3 separate regions of the Homo sapiens genome follow, and regions 1 and 3 are each linked to region 2. The links are chromatin contacts, found by Hi-C or POLR2A ChIA-PET in ENCODE. All regions are on one chromosome and are shown on one strand. Each heading gives the region's core, a stretch centred on a gene start or an enhancer-like site at or near the end of the contact. The rest is flanking DNA. Distances are from core to core; before and after follow the strand shown.

Region 1 (3,095 bases), core at 311-2,810, 330 kb before region 2:
CCCAGGACTGCTCACAGAATCCTGTCCTCTTCCCACAGCTCCAGGTTGGCGAAGGCAGGTGGAGGTCTGGCCAGCAGGTTTTGAATCTCACTACACCACCTGGCTGGGGCTCAGGTTTACACAGGCTCCCTGAGCCCAAGTGGGGGGTGCGGGTCGGTTGGGGGTGGGGGTAGGGATGGCCCCTTGATGCAGAAGTGCAATCTGGAGAAAGGATGCACTCACATGGCTCCGGCCTGAGCTCTGAAACATTATGTTTGCAACCCCTACTCTAACCAAGCACTGCCTCTGTCAAGCCCCAACCGGCTCATTCAGCCCCTGTGGCCCCTCCCTATCGCCCTGCGGCCTGAACCCCAGGAGCTGGATTTCTAGGACAGGAGAAAGGCTGGGAGTTGCCTAAGCCTGAGTCAATTCTAGAGAGGCAGCCTGCCAGGACAGGGGGGCCTAACTCAGCAGCCCCACTGCCGAGGAGCCCCTTAAGCCGTTAAAAGTTCTTACATAAGCGGCCAACCCCTGGGCAGAGCTGCCGGGCTAATTCCCCCAGACCACCCCCATCTAACCCAGCTGCCAGGTCACCTCCCCAAGCTGCTGAACACCAGCAGATGGGCAGAGAAAGAAGTCCAAATCCTCTGGACCGGAAGGACAGTGGGATTGCATTTCAAGCTGCGATACAATCCAGAGATTAGCTGCTGTCTCCTTTTCAGCCAGTCCCCCTGGGGCCCAGCTCACTACCCTACTCTTCCTCCAGTGTCCCTCATTCCCCTACAGACCCCAGCATGGGGGCCTGCGTCTTCGGAGAGACCTTGAGGTGAGCTGCACTGGCAGCCTCTCAGATCTCAGTGCATGGTGAGGAGGGGAGAGTGTCCTCACCTAGCCCTGCGAAGGCGATCCATCTGGACACCAACACCTGCCAGTAAGACCACTGAAGATAGTTCTAGGAGGAAACAGCTAAGGAGGGGTAAGCCAAGTCAGTCGGACAGGACTCCAGCAAGCACTGTTTGAACCCCAGGAGTTGGAGCCACCTGAACGGGGTGTCGTCGGGTGTGTAGCGAGGTCCAATCTAGGGCTAAGATTTTAGGGAAGGTTTTTACGACCTGTTCCCTCTCCTCCGCTCCCCCGTGCAACGAAGCACCTAACCCTTCGCACAGTGCCCGTCTGCATCCCCCAACCAAAGCCGGGAGCGTGGCGTTTCGGGAAGTTAGAGGCTGAGGCGGTAATAGGGGAAGGGTTTGTGGGGCCTGCCCCTCCCCCGCAGCGTCGCCGGGTTCCCGGAGCCGCCGCGCCCTCCTCGGCCGCCCGCCCCGGATGCGCCCCGCGCGCTCTGCCCTGGGCGTCACCTCTCGGGCTCGTAGCCGGCCTGCAGCAGTCGGGCGCTGTACCGCTGCGCCGCCGTCTCGTGTCCCGGGTGTTGCCGGGCTCCGGGCTCCGGAACAGCGGCGGCTCCGCCTCCCTGCAGCGGTGGTGGAGTGAGTGGCCCCTCCATGCGGAGGCCGCAGCTCAGGGCGGGCGGGAGCCTGGAGGCTCCCGGGGCCCCGGCTGGGCAGTGAGCGCAGCCCGGTCGAGTCCCGAGGAGGGGCGGGGCCGCCGGGGCGGGGCCTCGTGCCGGGGGCGGGGCAGGGGAATCCGGGAGTCGACTGGGCTCCGCCCTGGGCTCCCCGCTCTCCCCGGCGCTGCTACGCAGATGCCTAGACTCGGTTCGTCTCTCCCATCCCAGATTCAGCGAGGGTACATCGGGGGATGAGGGGGAGAGGTGTCCCTACACGGGTGGGACTGGAAAGAACCCCGTCCCCTTCCCTGCCGTCCGGACCTTCCAGTGTCTCCTGGCCCCTTCCGAGGAAAACCAGAAGAGGAAAGGAGCTGGACTCCAGAGGCAGGGCTTCTCCTTGCGTCTCAGGTCCGCTCCTCTCTTGCACGCCGACGATGCCAGGTCCCCTGGAGCGCCTCATACCCGCAGACCGCAGACCTCCCGCGCTGGGGCGAGAGAGTCGTGCTCAGCCGACTCCACGTTAGAGAGCGGGGAGAGGGATCTCCACAGCCTGTAATCTGCCAGGGAACGAACAGAACAGACAAGGCTGCGGGCTCCTTAAGGAACAGGACCTAGTCTTGCCTCGTTGTGGAGGTACTTTACCTTGTTATGTTACCCCGTAACAAGGGAGTGGGGCAGAGCAGTGTACTCAAACTTGTTTGTCCACTTACTAGAAGGCGCACTTTTTCCTACTGTTATCATTGTGAACGGTGATTGAACACCTAGCAAAAATGGCAAAGAAATGTAAGAGTCCTTGCCCTCAGGCAATTTATTTCAGGAGACAAAGTAGATGAAAATAAACAGCTGATAATTCTCATGCCATATACAGATGGTCCTCGACTTACAATGGTTGACTTAAGATTTTTCAACCTTACAGATGGATTTACCCTGAGGTAGCCCCATCTTTAAGTCGAGAAGAATCTGGAAATTTTATTTTATTTTATTTTATGTTATGTTATTTATTTTTTATTTTATTTGAGACGGAGTCTCGCTCTGTCGCCCAGGCTGGAGTGCAGTGGCGCGATCTCGGCTCACTGCAAGCTCCGCCTCCCGGGTTCACGCCATTCTCCTGGCGCAGCCTCCAGAGTAGCTGGGACTACAGGCGCCCGCCACCACGCCCAGCTAATTTTTTGTATTTTTAGTACAGACGGGGTTTCACCGTGTTAGCCAGGATGGTCTCGATCTTCTGACCTTGTGATCCGCCCGCCTCGGCCTCCCAAAATGCTGGGATTACAGGCGTGAGCCACCGCGCCCGGCGCATCTGGACTTTTGTCTGACAAGTCTGAGGGAACAAATGGTAAACACTGCGTGATTGAGGAGTGCTAAGATGTATTAGGGGTCAGACTTTCAGCAACGATTTCACAAAGGAAGCTGAATTTATGCAACAGTAAGATCTTGGACTTTATCCTTCATCGTGCCTCTTCCTATGCACATACACACCCACTCCCCAGAATCAGGATTCTTTTTTTATTTAAGTTTTTTAAAATTTAGGTTGGGCGCAGTGGCTTATGCCTGTAATCTCAACACTTCGGGAGGCTGAGGCGGTCAGATCACCTGAGGTCAGGAGTTCCAG
Region 2 (3,344 bases), core at 632-3,131:
AGTTCCTTGAGGACAGGGACGATGTCCTGTTTACTTTGGGTTCACCAGCACATAACACAGTGCCTGACCTTAAGGAGTTGTTATTTTTATTTTTTAAGAGAAAGGGTCTTGCTCTGTTGCCCAGGCTGGAGTGAAGTGGTACAGTCATAGTTCATTGCAGCCTCAACCTCCTGGGCTCAAGCAACTAGCTTGAACTACATGTGTGTGCCACCACACCCAGCTAATTTTTAGTTTTTGTTTTTTTGTAGAGATAGGGGGAGGAAGGGTCTCGTTATTTTGCCCAGGCTGGTCTCAAACTCCTGGCCTCAAGTGATCCTTAAGGAGGTATTTTAAAAACTGTTTTCGAAATAATGCCTCCTGAGGTAGCCTGTTTTATTGTTAATACCCATTAGATGGCTTCCCTGTAGGCACAAGCTTAGAAACTTTCCCAGGAAGACCCACAGTTCCCACTGTCTTCAGTTCAGGTTCCTCAAATTGACAAGATCTTCCATTACCTCTCCAAACTTACTATCCATGCTTTTCTTTCATTGTTTCCCCCCACCCCTTTTTTTAACCTTCCTCATTTGCTACCTGGCCTGAGAATTTACCTCCCACTCTGCCCTCCACTTGTCCTTATTCCTATTACTCTTCTTGCTGAATAGTCCATTTGGGACTTCCTTAGTCCAGCCTTAGTCATATCTTCCTCTGAAGCCTTCCCTGACTACCACCAAGGGTCACTGACACTCCTTTGAATGCCAGAAGGATTAGTTGTAAACCTTTCACGTTGACAGTAACTAGCTTGCTTTCATGAGCTTAACTGTTTCATGAGTTTACAACTTGTCTCAATTTGATTTTAAACTACAGAGGCTTTATGTGCTAAGAATGCCACAGGTTTACATTCCATTTGTGTTGAAGCTATAGTAGCCTTTATTTGATATTTGTTTTAATTTCATGACATGAAATTAAATTTTCAGGGACATGCAACGGGTTCGGCCCATTCCCTTCACTTAACATTACTGAGCTGGGCAGTAAGCTCAGAGTTGCAGATATAAAGATGAATAGACAGATACCTACCCAGGAGCTTACTCTAGAAGAGGACAGATGGATAAGCTACATTTTATAGCAGAATTTGGCAAAGTGTACTGAAGCTATAAACAGCTATGATGGTAAATAAGGTAAGAATTATGCTTAGTGAGGTCAGGGAAGGCTTCTAGAGCTAACATCTGAACTGGGACTTCTATTGGCAAGGCAGAAAATCAGGAAAACGCACTTATTCCTGGCAGAGGAAGCCTCTTGATCAAAAATCTTAAGAGATGAAAAAGGACCGGTTGTTAGGAAACAGATGATGGTGCCCAGAGCGCAAGATGAGGGGGAGTGTTGGGAGATGGAGCTAAAAGATACACTGGTGCCAAAGACTGAAGAGCCTCCTGTAGATAGCGCAGGGCGCAGCGCTGAAGGGAAAGAAAAAGTTGGGATTGTTCAATAAAGTTGGTGACTGATTCAGTCGGATTAATTCCGCCCTGGTGGTCTTGTGGGAATGAAGATAACTAGCAGGATAGTCTAAGAAGCCCTGTGGAAGCAGAGTCATGAGCTGTGAATGGGGACGTGGCGGCCACACGGCCGCGCCCACGCCACCCGCAGTACGGGGCTGGGGCTGGGGCTGGGGCTGGAGCCCGCCGTCCCAACAATCCCGGGGACGAGAGTTGGGCGGGAATCCGCTCCACGCAACTCGGCGCGGTCCCGGGGACGTGGCGCTTTCCAGCCAATCCCGGCTATGCGATTGTTAGACCAATGGCTACTCGGGGACGCTATGCGACAGCGGCGGGTTTGCTGATGATTGGTCGGGAGGCCGCCGGCGAGGCGGATGAGGGCGGGGTGCGGACCCGCTTCCGGTTGGGCGGTGCTTGCGCGCGTGAGCTGAGCCGGTGGGTGAGCGGCGGCCACGGCATCCTGTGCTGTGGGGGCTACGAGGAAAGGTAAGTACGGTGATGCCCAGCCCCTTCACCACTGCCTCATCTTTATTCGCTTTCTTTCTGTCCCCGGTCTTGTTCTTGGCGCGGCAGGGGACTGCCTCACTCGGTGCCGCTGTCTCTGCTGGCGCCCGGGTCCCAGGCCTGATGCTGCTGGAGATCCCGGGACCCTCTGTGTGCAGCCTGGGATGGAGGCCGCCGCCCGTCTTACCGCGCGCTCTGGGAAGGGGGCTGGTCCGGTGGAACTCTGTCCCGTTGGGTACTGTTCTGTGCCTGGTTTGCTGCGTCCTGGTCCTCCATCTCTAGGTCACGCCACTCACCGAGTCTCTGGCACCAGAGGGTCATTTTTTGCCTCCGGAAGGTCGGAGGGCATTTGGATAGTGTTATTGTAAGAGTTCCTTGCCGCCTCCACTCACCATCCTGCTTGTATCTGCCAGCTCCGCCCCAAGGCCACATCCCGACAGTAGGGTGCATCTGCCAAGGTCGTGTTCACTCACCTAAAGGGTGCAGAAACAAGGGGGGAGAGAACGAGTGACGACACTAGGTGATATCTATGATTTTAAAGAAAAGCTGAATGTTTAGAGCTTCCATATTTGGCTACGTACTTCAGTTAGCGACGGAAAATAGTTTTTAAAGCTTTATTGGGGAATTAATTTTTGTTACGTTTTTTGTTGCTTCTAGCCCCATATCCTACTGATTTTTAGCATGCTGCGGTCAGAAATAAACTTAATTCCCTATAGCTGCCGCGATTAAGCGTAGAGTGGCTTGCAGTTTCAAAAGCTGCTTTTGCATCAAGGCCCAAGCTCCGTGGGTCTCCTGCTAAAACTTTTGAGCCTGTGATCTGAATTCCTAAGTGTATAAAATTCTAGAATAGTGTCTTCGAGAATTGAGTTGCGTTCATTTTCTGGTGTGGACCATGAAGTCAACGTTAATGAATTGGGAATAAGGTGGCTTCTAGTTGTTTTTTGTTCTAGTAGCTTATTCAGCTTGGAGGCAGAGAACCTTGGAATCTCTGTTAAATTAGTCTGCCATAGAATGGAACTTGACACAAGACAAATGCAAGTTTGACCTCACTCAGTAGATTTAATTAACCAAATACCAAACGACAGTAATCACTGAAGAATTTATATAGTATAATCCAAATGAGGGACCAGATATAACCTCTAAGTTGTATTTGTCAAGAAAATGAGTTTGCCAAGACCTAATCTGAGGTTTTACTGTGATTGGGGGGTGGGGGGGTTCCAATAGGATTCTTTTGAGAATCACAAGTAGGAAAGCCATGAGCTCACAAAAATGTATTGAGTATGCCTGAGTGAATAGTACTCAATATAGCTTTGAAACCAACTCATTGTCACTCTCAATGTAATCATTGTTTGTTTTCATTCATCCAGTGAT
Region 3 (3,253 bases), core at 748-3,247, 300 kb before region 2:
TAGAACATCTAAAACTGAAAGCCACGATAATCAAAATTAAAAACTCAATGGGCAAGTTAAACAACAGATTAGATAGGACAGAAGACAGAATTAGTGAATTAAAAAAAATACAGAAACAAAAATAGGCCAAACCCCCTCCCCTACAAGATATAAAAAGTTATATAGAATGAAGCAGAGAGGGCCAAAAACTTGGAAAATATGAAGGAAATATTAAGAGACATGAAGACCAGACTGAGTAAGATGAACATGCATCCAATTGAAGTACTGTAAGAAGAAAACAGAATAGAGAGAGGCAATATTCTAAGAGATAGTGGCTGGAATTGTCCAGAAGCAATGAATGACATAAAACCCTCACCTTCTATCATCAAGGAAGCTAGATGACAAAGGAATATTTTTAAATGTATAACAGTAAATAACAAGTCGGGCATGGGAGCTCACACCTGTAATCCCAGCACTTTGGGAGGCTGAAGCAGGCAGCTTGTTTGAGCCCAGGAGTTTGAGACCAGCCTAGGCAACATGGTGAAACCCCTTGTCTACCAAAAAAAAAAAAAAAAATTAGCCAGGCATGGTGGAGCATGCCTGTAGTCCCAGCTACCTGGCAGGCTGAGGTGGGAGGATTGCTTGAGCCTGGGAGGCAGAGGTTGCAGTGAGCTGAGATCACATAACTACAATTCAGCCTGGTTAACAGAGCAAAAACCCTGTCTCAAAAAAAAAAAAAAGTAAATAACTAGCAAACTAGAATTTTATACTTAATCAAGATAACATTTAAAAGAAAGAGGACCTATGGAATGGGAGAAGTATTTGCAAATCATGTATCTGATAAGAGACTTGTATCCAGAAGTTCTTTATATAAAGAACTTCTACAACTCAAAAATAAAAAGTCATATAACCTGATTTGAAAATAGGCACAGGATTTTTTTTTTTTTTTTTTGAGATGGAGTTTCGCTCTTGTTGCCCAGGATGGAGTGCAATGGCACAATCTCGGCTCACTGCAACCTCCGCCTCCCAGGTTCAAGCAGTTCTCCTGCCTCAGCCTCCCTTGTAGCTGGGATTACAGGCGCCCACCACCACGCCCAGCTAAATTTTTTGTATATTTAGTAGAGACGGGGTTTCACTATGTTGGCCAGGGTGGTCTCGAACTCCTGACCTCTGGCGATCCACTCACCTCAGCCTCCCAAAGTGCTGGGATTACAGGCGTGAGCCATCGTGCCCAGCCACTTTTTTTTTTTTTTTTTAAGACAGAGTCTTGCTCATCACCCAGGCTGGAGTGCAGTGGGGTGATCTCGGCTCACTGCAGCTTCTGTCTCCCGGGTTCAAGCAATTCTCCTGCCTCAGCCTCCCAAGTAGCTGGGATTACAGGTGCCTGCGACCATGCCCGGCTACAACTGGGTGAAGAATTTGAATAAACATTTCTCCAAAGGAGGCTTACAAATAGCCAATATGCAGATAAAAAGATGTTCAACATCATTAGTCATTAGGGAAATACAAATGAAATCCACAATGAGATACTACTTAACAACCACCAGGCTGGCTAAAATTTAAAAAAGTAAAGACAATAACAAGTGTTGACAGGATGTGGGGAAACTGGAACCTTTATATATTGCTGGTAGAATTACAGAATGATGCAGCCACTCTGGAAAACAGTTTGGCAATTCCTCAAAATATTAAACACAGAGATACCACATAACCCAGCAGTTCTACTCCTAGTTGTAGATCCAAGAGAACTGAAAACATATATCTACACAAAAACATGTACACAAATGTTCATATCAGCCTTATTCATAATAGCTAGGGTGGAAACTACCCAAATGTCCATCAGTTGATGAATGGGTAAACAAAATGTGGTATATCCATACAACAGAATATTACTTGAACATGAATGAAATTCTGATACAAGCTACAACATAGATGAAACTTGAGAACGCTGTGCAAGTTGGAAGAAACTAAGGCAGGAGAATAGCAGAGCAAGCTGGGGGCGAAGCGGATCCTTGGACGTAAGTTAGCTTAAGCAGTAGCAAAAGCAAAACATGCAAAATAGCAGAAGTAGAATATATAAAATAAGGAAGTAAGCAGTATGTACATAAGGGAGTAAGCAGTGAGTTGAAACATGCAAGATAAGAAAAATAAGAAGGACTTGCAGTAGCAATTTGGTCACAAAAAATAAAAGTAAAGATAAACAATTTGGTCAAAAGAGATACAGTAAGGTTGAGCAAGTGGAAAAAAAAAACATATAAAAGGCCATGAAATGTAACAAACTGGGACTGATACCACTTGCGGGTCAGCCCGCTCTCTCCTCTCTGGGAGTGTTACTATGCATAACAAATTTTTGCTGCTTTGCTATGCTATCTGTGTCACGTCCAGTTCTTTGTTTGGGACACCAAGAGCCTGGAACTATACAGTACCATCCATTAACAAAACCAGACACAAAAGGTCATATATTAAATTATTCATTTATATGAAATGTCCAGAATACTCTTCCTTTGTACGGAATCTAAAAAGTATAGGCCCATTGCATGGCTCACGGCTGAAGTCCCACCACTTTGGGAGGCCAAGGTAGGAGGACCACTTGACCTCAGGGGTTTGAGACCTGCCTGGACAACATAGAGAGACCCAGTCTCTACAAAAATAAAAAATAAAAAAGTTAGCTGGGCGTGGTGGCGCACGCTTGTAGTTCCAACTACTCAAGAGGCTGAGGTGGGAGGATCCCTTGAGTTGTGGAGTTCAAGGCTGCAGTGAGCTATGATGACACTACTGCACTCCAGCCTAGGTGACAGAGCAAGACCCCATCTCAAAAAAGAGTTGTTGGTGTGAGAAGAGTAGAAATGTGTGCTTCAGGGGAACCCAGGAGTGTGGCCTGTACCCAGAATTACTCCCTGGGTAATACTGATGAGGGAGCTGCTCTTCTGAAGCCTTGTTTCTTCTGGTCCCTTGCACCTCCGCTCCCAGCTCACCCTGGTCTGCTCCCAGATATCCTATACCCCCTAGAAGTACAGAGGACACCCACTCTTATCACCCTTGTGGTAGCTAGTGTCCTATAGCACTATCTGCCTGCCTTCTTCCCATCCCTTCCCCATGATCCAATACAGCCTTCTGGTGTCCTAAAAGGAGTTAGTCTGACATATCCCCAGCAAATGTGTAGATGGTGTCAACTCATGTCGAAATCCTTTCCCCTCCCTATTTTACAAACCACTCCGCTCCATCTGTATTAGTTTTCTAGGGCAGTGGTAATAAAGTATCACAAACTAGGTGATTC

Evidence for each region. Hi-C counts contacts between places; a loop is a spot of excess contacts on that map. ChIA-PET counts read pairs that join two places held with the same protein, here RNA polymerase II (POLR2A). Pooled maps may share reads with other maps.
Region 1: a loop to region 2 is called in a map of B cell, with 12 times the contacts of the local background. The contact joins the promoter of IMPDH1 here to the promoter of CALU in region 2. A Hi-C loop is called at or near these places in 2 of 168 maps with a recorded cell type or tissue (B cell and naive thymus-derived CD4-positive, alpha-beta T cell), 5 of 37 single-sample maps with no recorded cell type and 12 of 50 pooled maps. POLR2A ChIA-PET finds 5 or more read pairs at or near these places in 2 of 52 experiments (T-cell and WTC11).
Region 3: a pooled map shows a loop between it and region 2 (2.3-fold over the local background). The contact joins the enhancer-like site here to the promoter of CALU in region 2. A Hi-C loop is called at or near these places in 1 of 37 single-sample maps with no recorded cell type and 6 of 50 pooled maps. POLR2A ChIA-PET finds 5 or more read pairs at or near these places in 1 of 52 experiments (PC-9).

What each region holds. Positions count from the first base shown.
Region 1 is chr7:128,408,422-128,411,516 of GRCh38, forward strand. IMPDH1 (inosine monophosphate dehydrogenase 1) reads right to left here and starts at 1,561. Exons shown (of 17, transcript NM_000883.4): 1 at 1,335-1,561; 2 at 1,020-1,063; 3 at 868-931. The coding sequence starts at 1,480. RefSeq lists a silencer at 1,088-1,707 and an enhancer at 1,978-2,217.
Region 2 is chr7:128,737,478-128,740,821 of GRCh38, forward strand. CALU (calumenin) reads left to right here and starts at 1,882. Exons shown (of 7, transcript NM_001219.5): 1 at 1,882-1,955. RefSeq lists silencers at 1,489-1,628, 1,699-1,838 and an enhancer at 2,119-2,218.
Region 3 is chr7:128,435,839-128,439,091 of GRCh38, forward strand. No RefSeq gene overlaps it. Among named protein-coding and RNA genes, the nearest start is that of HILPDA, 18 kb to the right of the region's middle. Within about 2 kb of position 1,998, at least 3 of the 41 ENCODE cell types and tissues checked have a DNase peak (open chromatin) inside an H3K27ac peak, as active enhancers do.